Linked DNA regions of Homo sapiens: region 1 is linked to region 2. A link is an interaction called in ENCODE POLR2A ChIA-PET data of the cell type or tissue named here. Cell type or tissue: Panc1. All regions are shown on one strand. Each heading gives the region's core, and the rest is flanking DNA. Links, peaks and the distances in the headings are about the cores only. Region 1 overlaps LOC124900725 (a long non-coding RNA gene). Region 2 overlaps CFAP299 (cilia and flagella associated protein 299).

Region 1 (4,406 bases), core at 120-4,119, 300 kb after region 2:
AAAAAACAATGTAGCATATACAAGGTTAAGTATTATCTGCAGTGTCAGGCATCCACTGGGGATCTTGGAACATATCGTCCATGGATAAACAGAGATCACTGTATTTGGTTTCTAACATGCAAAATGGGATTAGGCAGCAGGATTAATTAACCAGGACATTGTCTTGATAAACCAGGGTATCTCATCCTCAGCACTGTTGACATTTAGAAATGAAAATTTTTTTGTTGTGGGGTACCATCCTGTGCCTTGCAGGATGTTTAGCAGCATCTCTGGCTTCTGCCTAGTAGCACTGCACCCCAAATTGTGACTACCAAAAATGTTTCCAGAAACTGCCAAATGTCTTCTGTGAACAAAATTACCCCTAGTTAAAAACTACTGTGATAGAAGGTTTAATAAATTTCTTTAAGTTCTATTTAAGCTATCAGGCCAGATCTGAAGGACTTTATGATAGGATCTCCCCTAGAACGGAGAAAAGACTCCTTTCCCCTAGAGTAGCTAAGCCATAGAAAAAAGGATATAACCTAAAGATAGGGAAACATGTACAACTAGGCAAAATTCTCCCCCATTTTCCTTATAGCAGTAAAAATATTCTTTTACTTTTGGTCCTATTACTGTAGTCTGGAAATAAGTCTAATTATTTATTTAATTGCTACTCCATTTAATAACACTTCAGGTACTTGAAGACATGTCCTTCAAGTTCTTCTTTTTGAATTAATCATTTTTAATGACATGCTAGTGAATTTTTCTTGTGAACAATTTTCATGGGAGGCCAGGAGAATAAAGTATAAGATGTCTTTATCTCTGTGTGAATTAAAGCAAGAATATACATCCTCAAGGCATCTTTAGGCTTGCAACAGACATGCTTCTTAAGACATTAACAATTTCCACAAATATTGGATAGAACAGAAGAAGAATTGTTTCTTCCATGAATGCATAGTTTTTTGTTTGTTTGTTTGTTTGTTTTTTGGGACGGAGTCTTGTTCTGTCATCCAGGCTGGAGTTCAGTGGCACCATCTTGGCTCACTGCAACTTTTGCCTCCTGGGTTCAAGTGATTCTGCTGCCTCAGCCTCCCTAGTAGCTGGGATTACAGGTGTGCACCACCACACCCGGCTAACTTTTTAATATTTTTGGTAGAGACAGGCTTTCACTATGTTAGCCAAGCTGGTCTCAAGCTCCTGACCTCATGGTCTGCCCACCTCGGCCTCCCAAAGTGCTGGGATTTCAGGGGTGAGCCACTGCGCCCGGCCAATGCATAGTTATCTTACACATTATTGGCGTCACACCAAAAGCAGAACACTTCCTTCTAGTGTGCATTTTGGCAGTAGAAAGCCAGAATCCACCATCATGACTCTTAATATTCAAGAAGTATAAAAGTTTTGGAACTGCCTGGGGCTGAGGTTGCCAGTCTCCCACCTAAGCCCCAGTATTAATGGTCAGTGTGACCTTTACTCAGTGAGTTTAATATCTGATGTTTCTTCTTTTTAACAATAATTGTATCTTTTAGCCTTTATTCTTAAGCTGTAACATTAAGAGTACCACATGGAAAAATAACTCAATAATGATTTAAAAAATTCCAGTAGCAGTTATGAGAAATTAATAATGGGGGCAATAATAGAGAGAATGTGCTGGAAAAGGAGTTAACAGTCACAGACAGGAAGGTAGGGGGTTTGGAGGTGGAAAAAAGGTGGGGTTGACAGGGTGGAGAGAAGTAGAAAAGGAGCAACAACAGGAAACTAGCCAAAAAGTACAGGGTATGAACGTGCTTTCTCCCTCTTCTTTTTGGGAACTGATGACTCCCAGTCAGCTATACCAACTGGAAGGAAAGAGCAGGGAGGGAGAGGGTATGGAAGGACCTGAGAGTAGAGAAATTGAACACCTGAGAGAGGAAAAGGAAGGAAAATGAAACCACAGAGAGAGGAAGATGGGTTTTAAAAAGTATTCCAGCTATTGGTGTGTCCCAGCTAAAGTTATGGAAAGTTAGCAGAAGGAAAATAAATCTGAATTTAAAATAGAAATTGGTCATCAGAATAAAATTTAAAGAAGGCAGCAAGCAGTGAATCTTTGTTAAAATTTACCTAAGAATAGATAGCTGAGGATCTAACAAATTATTTAAGTATAAGGACATATTTATATATTATGTATCATGTAATTATAGATATGTTATGTTATATGAAAATAATTTCCAAGAAAGGTCAACAGGTGACACAGTCAGAATACAACTATGTTTAGAATTCTGTGAGCTATTCTACTATGTAAACAGGGAATGTTGATTCACTTGACTAGAAGTTAAGTTTGAACTGTTCTCCAAATTCTCCTTGGATTTTGCGGTAGTAAGAAAAAATATTTTACAGTAATTCTGATTTCAAGAATGAGTATATGTAATTTAAATTTTGAAGGAAGGTAGTATATAAAATATTTTCAAGAAAATTGGGGCTGACTGTACATCTGGAATTACAGGTGTAATTCCAGCACTTTGGGATGCTGCGGCAGGATGATTGCTTGAGTCCAGGAGTTTGAGACCAGCCTGGGCAACATAGAGAGACCCTGTTTCTACAAAAAATAAAAAAAAAAAAATAGTTAGTCGGACATGGTGGTATGTGCCTGTGGTCCCAGCTATTTGGAAGGCTGAGGCAGGAGGATTGCTTGAGCCCGGGACGTCAAAGCTGCAGTGAGCCACGATCATGCCACTGCACTCCAGCCTGTCTCAAAAAAAAAAAAAAAAAAAAAAAAAAAAAAGTGGGGCTTGGGTTTGGTTTTGTGATATTTTTGGTTTTGTGTTTTATAACATCAAAATGCTAAGTCTGCTTAGCACCAGAGGCCTCTACAAAAGAACTGGACCTAATTACTCAGCCTCCTTTTTTCCTATGCTCTACATTAACCTAGTATAGAACACAGGGCAAATTAAAAATATATTGTAATAAAGAATCATTTATTTTAAAGTTAGTTGTGATTATAGATTGTGACTAGCTGCAGTCAGCTACCAACTCAACTGGCTGTAATGACTCCAAAATGACTATTTTATTTCTTTACCATGAAGGTTTGATATTCCCCGTTAGAGGCTTTTAGAGGGGAAACTAAGGTATAATTTCCAAAGAAGTTCTAATAAATGTTTAAACCTTAAGATGGAAGAAATGAACATGTTAATATGCTATTTAATGTATTATTTATTAATTTTAAGACTAAAAAATATTTGTAGATCAGTTCCAGGGTTGCCATGAAGATCAAATTTTGAAATATATGTGAAATGTTTTGGTAACTATAAAGCACTAAAGAAATTTAAACGTTATTATTATTCATATTTCTCCTGAAATGAGTCATTGCAGTTGTTCATTACTGATACTTCAACTAAACAAGAATGTTAAATGATAAAATACAGCTGAAGAAAGAAAATTCAGTTCCTGCATATTCAGGGAAAAAACAGGAAGTTTGGTGAGCACTGTGAAAGCGCTATAAAATGGAAAGCAAAGAAATGTTTATCAAAGTTTCAAGAGGCAAAACATTTACTACTGTTACTTTTATAAGGAGACAATCACCCACCCAACATGAAAGTGTATTAGATTTATTCTGGGTTAAAAACTTATGCAGAAATAACTTGTATTTGTAGGACATATTTCAGAAAGAATAATACAAAACAGACAAGCAATAGTTTTGTTGTAATGTACAATGTTAATAAATACTTTTGAAAAGATTGGAAAGTGTGATAGACTGCTTCATACAGTTCATATGACTGGTGAATAATAATGCTAAAGAGAAATTAAGTAAAATTAAAACACGGCAATATAAAATAAAAGGTCAGTAAGCAGTGGAAACTAGCAGTAGAAAGTTAGTGTCAGATGTGAAGGAAGAGTTTCTGGATAAAAGCTTCTTGAAAGAATAAGGGAAGAAGAGAAGAAGTAACACAAAGCAGAACGGGTTTGTCTCACTGCATAGGCAAGCCAAGTATTGGCCTGATTCTTTGATTTCAAGAACCTTTGAAGTAGGGTCAAGTTCATGAGCATGCTGTCTGTGCAGTGTCACGGGTCCTAGGCTCAGAAAGACCTCATGTTAGGTTTAAAGCTCTTCCATTGCCGTCTTGAAATTTTAAATAAATTTATTTATAACTTATGTTTTGGAAATGAAATCTAATGGTACAATGGAGCCGAGGAGTGTGCACAGGAGATATCTCAATATGAGTATCCACCACTATTCCTTGCTGCCACATTTATATATAGCATTTGTGATGCCCCATGAGCACAGAATTCCAGTGGACTCACAATGCGTAGTAAGTAGTTCAGTGAGAAAGGTAGTATGAGGTCAGTTTGTTAAATCTAAGATTGACTAACGGTAGGGTGGGGATGTAGGGGGGACTTGCTGAGGTCCCTGGGATGCCACCCTTTCAGTTTCAACTAGAACTTGTTTGGAATGC
Region 2 (4,406 bases), core at 133-4,132:
AAGAATATTTTCATCTATTGCCTGTCCTCTGTTTATTAAAATGAAATTCAGGAAAAATTAGACTCCAGAAATTCACTGCATACCTCAATGTTCTTAAACAACAGAATCTACTCTGAATAGGTTAAGCATAAAGGAAACTTATTGAAACACCTTAAGGAGTTCACAAAACTTCCAAGAAGGCCAGAAAGCTAGACTCACAAGCGACAGCATTTAGAAAATGCTCAGCTATACTGAATTAATTCCTTTGGCAAAAACACAATTGCCTGTGCACTTGACTAAGACAGCGCAGCTTTTACAGACTCCACAGTTTTTACACAAAATACTAAAACTAGATTTCAGATTCTCTCCTGCTGGCCCCAGGAGCTAAATGCTCTGCTAACCAAAAGAAGCATTCTCAGTCGGCTTGCTTCCCTCATCTTGGACACCTCTAAATCCAAATCTCCTGCAAATGCATTGATTATTCACACTACAGTCATATCTTTATGTCCTGGCAGCAAGACAGGCTAGGAGAATAACCTTTATTTTCTACTTTGGGGAGGTGTTCAAAATGTGTTTTCTTAGATTCTATATTTTTCTACTTGGCATCCATTAATCACAGGGCCAAGCTAATTGCTAAGGTTGTTTACATCTCTTCTATTATCCAGCTTTAGCAGTAGTATGAAAATCATATTACAAATTCTCCAACAAATTCCAACTCCATACCCACTACCTGCTTCCTGTATTTAACTCTCACACGCTAAGCCAGTATCACCTCTACCCACAATCAGCCTAAATCACCCAGAGCCAAGTACCAGAAAACTAAAGGCCCTACAGCCCAGAGCCCATTGGCATTATTCAAACTAGCCAATCCTAAGCTGTTTCTCCTCCCCTGCCTTGACTTTCCCATGAAAAACACAATAAATGCTCTGGGCCATGCTGTCCCTTCATTCCTGCTCCTGCCTCCTGACGAACCTGGTGCTTCCTCATGTGGTTCTGTGTGGCATGACATGTCCCCTTCTCCTGGGAAATGTAAGCAATTAATTCTTCTTTCAAAAGGCAGTTGTCTCCACGTTTGACACTGTTTTATACTTGATTAAAACAAAATACAGGGTATAAATTTTAGAACAGGAAGGCAAGATGTATAACCTGAGGAACTCTCCAAATATAAGGTGGGTATTCCAAATGTTGTATAGCTACAAACGTGAAAAATGACCAATATATCTACTAGGTAAATGAGATACTTTTACTAGTGGAAATTGTTTCAATTAATTTAATTTAGTGGAACAAATTGCATACTTCCCTGAGGAAATCACTATTAATCTTTAAAATTAACTCCTGAGTGTAAAGATGTCTTTGGAGCTGGAAAGCCAACTAAAAACCTATTAAGGAATTCACAAGAAATGTTAACTTTACTGTTCATAAAACAAGTTTTAAAGTAGCTTAATCTGAGAGTTGGGGAAGATGTAGCATTCTTTTACTAATTTTGGTTAATGAAATACAGTCTTGCATCACTTTACGGGTATATATTCTGAGAAACGCAGAGTTAGGCAAGTTCATCATGCAAACATCATAGAATGCACTTATACAAACCTAGATGGTATAGCCTACTACACACCTAGGCTACAGGGTATAGCCTGTTTCTCCTAGGCGACAAACCTCTACAGCATGTTACTGTACTGAAATACTGGAGGCAATTTTAACACAAAGGTAAGTATCTATGTATTTAAACATATCTAAACTTATAAAAGGTACAGTAAAAACACAGTATAAAAGATAAAAAATGGTACACCTGCATAAGGCACTCACCATTAATGAAGTTTATAGAACTGGAAGTTGCTCTCGGTGAGTCAGTGAGTGAGTAAGTGGTGAGTAAATGTGAAGGCCTAGAAATATTCTTGTATAATACTTAGACTTACATACACTGTACAGTTAAGCTATACTAGATTTATTTTTAAATTTTTATTTCTTCAATAATAAATTAACCTTAGCTTGCTATAACTTTTTAACTTATATTTTTAAAACTTTTTAACTCTTTTTAAATAACACTGAGCTTAAAAGACAAACATTGTACAAAAATACAAAAATATTTTTCTTTCTATAAGACTTTATGTATTTTTTAAGATTTAATTTTTATTTTTACTTTTGAAATAACTAGCAATGCAGGTTTGTTACACCTACAAACTTACTTACAGACACCTGAGTAATGCTGCAATGTTACAATAGCTATGTTACAATAGCTACGATGTCACCAGGAGACAAATTTTTCAGCTCCATTATGATCTTATGGGCCATGGTTTATGCAGTCCATCATTGGCTGAAAGATGATTATGTGGCACATGACTGCAGTCTTCATATGACAGATTTCAGAGTAGTTAAAATATTTTATTTTTGACAAAAATTTTATACATTTTCAGCATAGAACATGATGTTTTGATATATGTACATTTTGGGAAATGGTTAAATCAAGCTAATTAATATATTCATCACATCACCTATTTTTTTTTTGGAGAGAACATTTAAGATCTAATCTCTTAGCAACGTCCATGTCTACAATACATTATTAACTATAGTCACCATGCTATACAATGGATCTCCACAATTTATTCATCCTAACTGAAACTTCATACCTTTTAACTAACATCTCCCTATCCCTCCCACCTCAGTGTCCAGCAACCACCATTCAACTCTCTGTTCTACAAGCTCAACTCTTTTAGATTCCACATATGACTGAGATCACAGAGTATTTGCCTTTCTGTGTCTGGCTTATTTCACTTAACATAATGCCCTTCTGGTTCATCCGTGTTGTTGCAAATGATAGGATTTTCTTTTCTTAAGGCTGAATAGTAATCTGTTGTATGTATACACCACATTTTCTTTATTTATTCATGCACTGGTGGACACTTAGGTTGATTCCACAGCTTGGCTATTATGAATGATGCTACAGTAGACATGGGGATGGAGACATTTCTTTGACATTGATATCATTTCCTTTGGACATATTCCCAGAAGTGAATTGTTGGAACATATGGTAGTTCTATCTTTAATTTTTTTGAGGAACCTCTATAATATTTTTGATAATAATGGCTGTACCCATTTATATTCTCACCAACAGTGAATGAGGGTTCCCTTTTCTCTACATCCTCATCAATACTTATTGTTTTTCAAAAACAGCCATTCTACAGTTGTGAAGCGATACTACATTGACCTTTTAATTTGCATTTCCCTGATGATTAATGATGTTGAGCATTTTTATTCCTGTTGGCTTTTGTATATCTTCCTTTGAAAAATATTTAGTTCCATTGCTCATTTTTTAACCAGGTTATATGTTTCCTTTCCTTGCAACTGAAGTGTTTGAGTTCCTTATATATTAATCCTTTGTCAGATGTATGGTTTGCAACCATTTTCTCCCATTCTCCCATTCTGTAGGTTGTCTCTTTACTATGTTGATTTTCTTTGCTGTGCTGAAGCTGCAATCCCACTTGTTTATTTTGCTGTTGCTGCCTGGGTTTTAGGGGTCATATCCAAAAAATTCATTGCCCAGACCAATGTAAAGAAGCCTGTTATCTATGTTTCCTTTGAACCATTTTATGGTTACAGGTCTCAAATTTAAGTCTTATTTCATTTTGAGTTGATTTTTGTTACATGATGTGAGATGACAGTCCATTTTCATTCTTCTGTGGGTATTCAGTTTTCTTGCCAACATTCTTTGAAGGGACCACCCTTTCCTCCCTGTATGTTCTTGGCACCTTTGTTGAAAATCAATTGACTGTAAATGTGGGGATTTATTTCTGGCCTCTCCATTTTCTTCCATTGATTTTTATATCTGTTTTTATGGTAGCATCATGCCACTTTCATGGCTATTAGTTTTGTAGTAGATTTTGAAGTCAGGTAATGTGACGCCTCCAGCTTTGTTCCTTTTGCTCAAGATTGCTTTCAAACGATACGTATATACTATGATTTAGAGTTACTGATTGAGTAATTACACAGATGTAGAGACAAATCACAGATTTATTAAATCAGAGCATATAAGGGTTCCTATCCACTACTGGAAACCACTTAGTGACTTTCTTGAAAGGCAGTAATTCAGATCCTACTGAAATATTTTCAATGGTAGGGGATTTTTAAAGGCACTTTATCCCATTACTGAGCAGTTCTAATTATTATAAAATGATTCCTTCACTGAGGTGAAATATCCACCATATAACTACCACCCACTGCTTCTCCTATTTTCTTAAGCCTCAAAATTATGTTAACCATCAGACAGATCTTCAACTATTTGTGGATAGCTATTATGTGACCTCCTTAGTCTTCACCTCTTTATGTTAAATATTATCAGTTCTTTAACATCTTCAACACACACAGTGGTTCTAGATCTCTCCCTAGCTTGATGATCCTCCTTTGAATATGCTACAATTAGAGTGTATTTT

Evidence for each region. ChIA-PET counts read pairs that join two places held together with the same protein. Peaks named below come from ENCODE experiments on the same cell type or tissue, not always from the same donor. Only the 100,000 strongest peaks of a DNase experiment are listed, where the experiment ranks them.
Region 1: POLR2A ChIA-PET joins it to region 2 with 11 read pairs; 1 of 35 experiments calls an interaction of 5 or more read pairs at or near these places.

What each region holds. Positions count from the first base shown.
Region 1 is chr4:80,233,486-80,237,891 of GRCh38, reverse strand. All of the region lies in intron 1 of LOC124900725 (a long non-coding RNA gene), which reads right to left. Among named protein-coding and RNA genes, the nearest start is that of FGF5, 31 kb to the left of the region's middle. In Panc1, for the core only: no CTCF peak of the experiment used is centred there; a DNase peak (open chromatin) is centred at 2,231.
Region 2 is chr4:80,535,912-80,540,317 of GRCh38, reverse strand. All of the region lies in intron 2 of CFAP299 (cilia and flagella associated protein 299), which reads right to left. Among named protein-coding and RNA genes, the nearest start is that of CFAP299, 200 kb to the right of the region's middle. In Panc1, for the core only: no CTCF peak of the experiment used is centred there; a DNase peak (open chromatin) is centred at 1,857.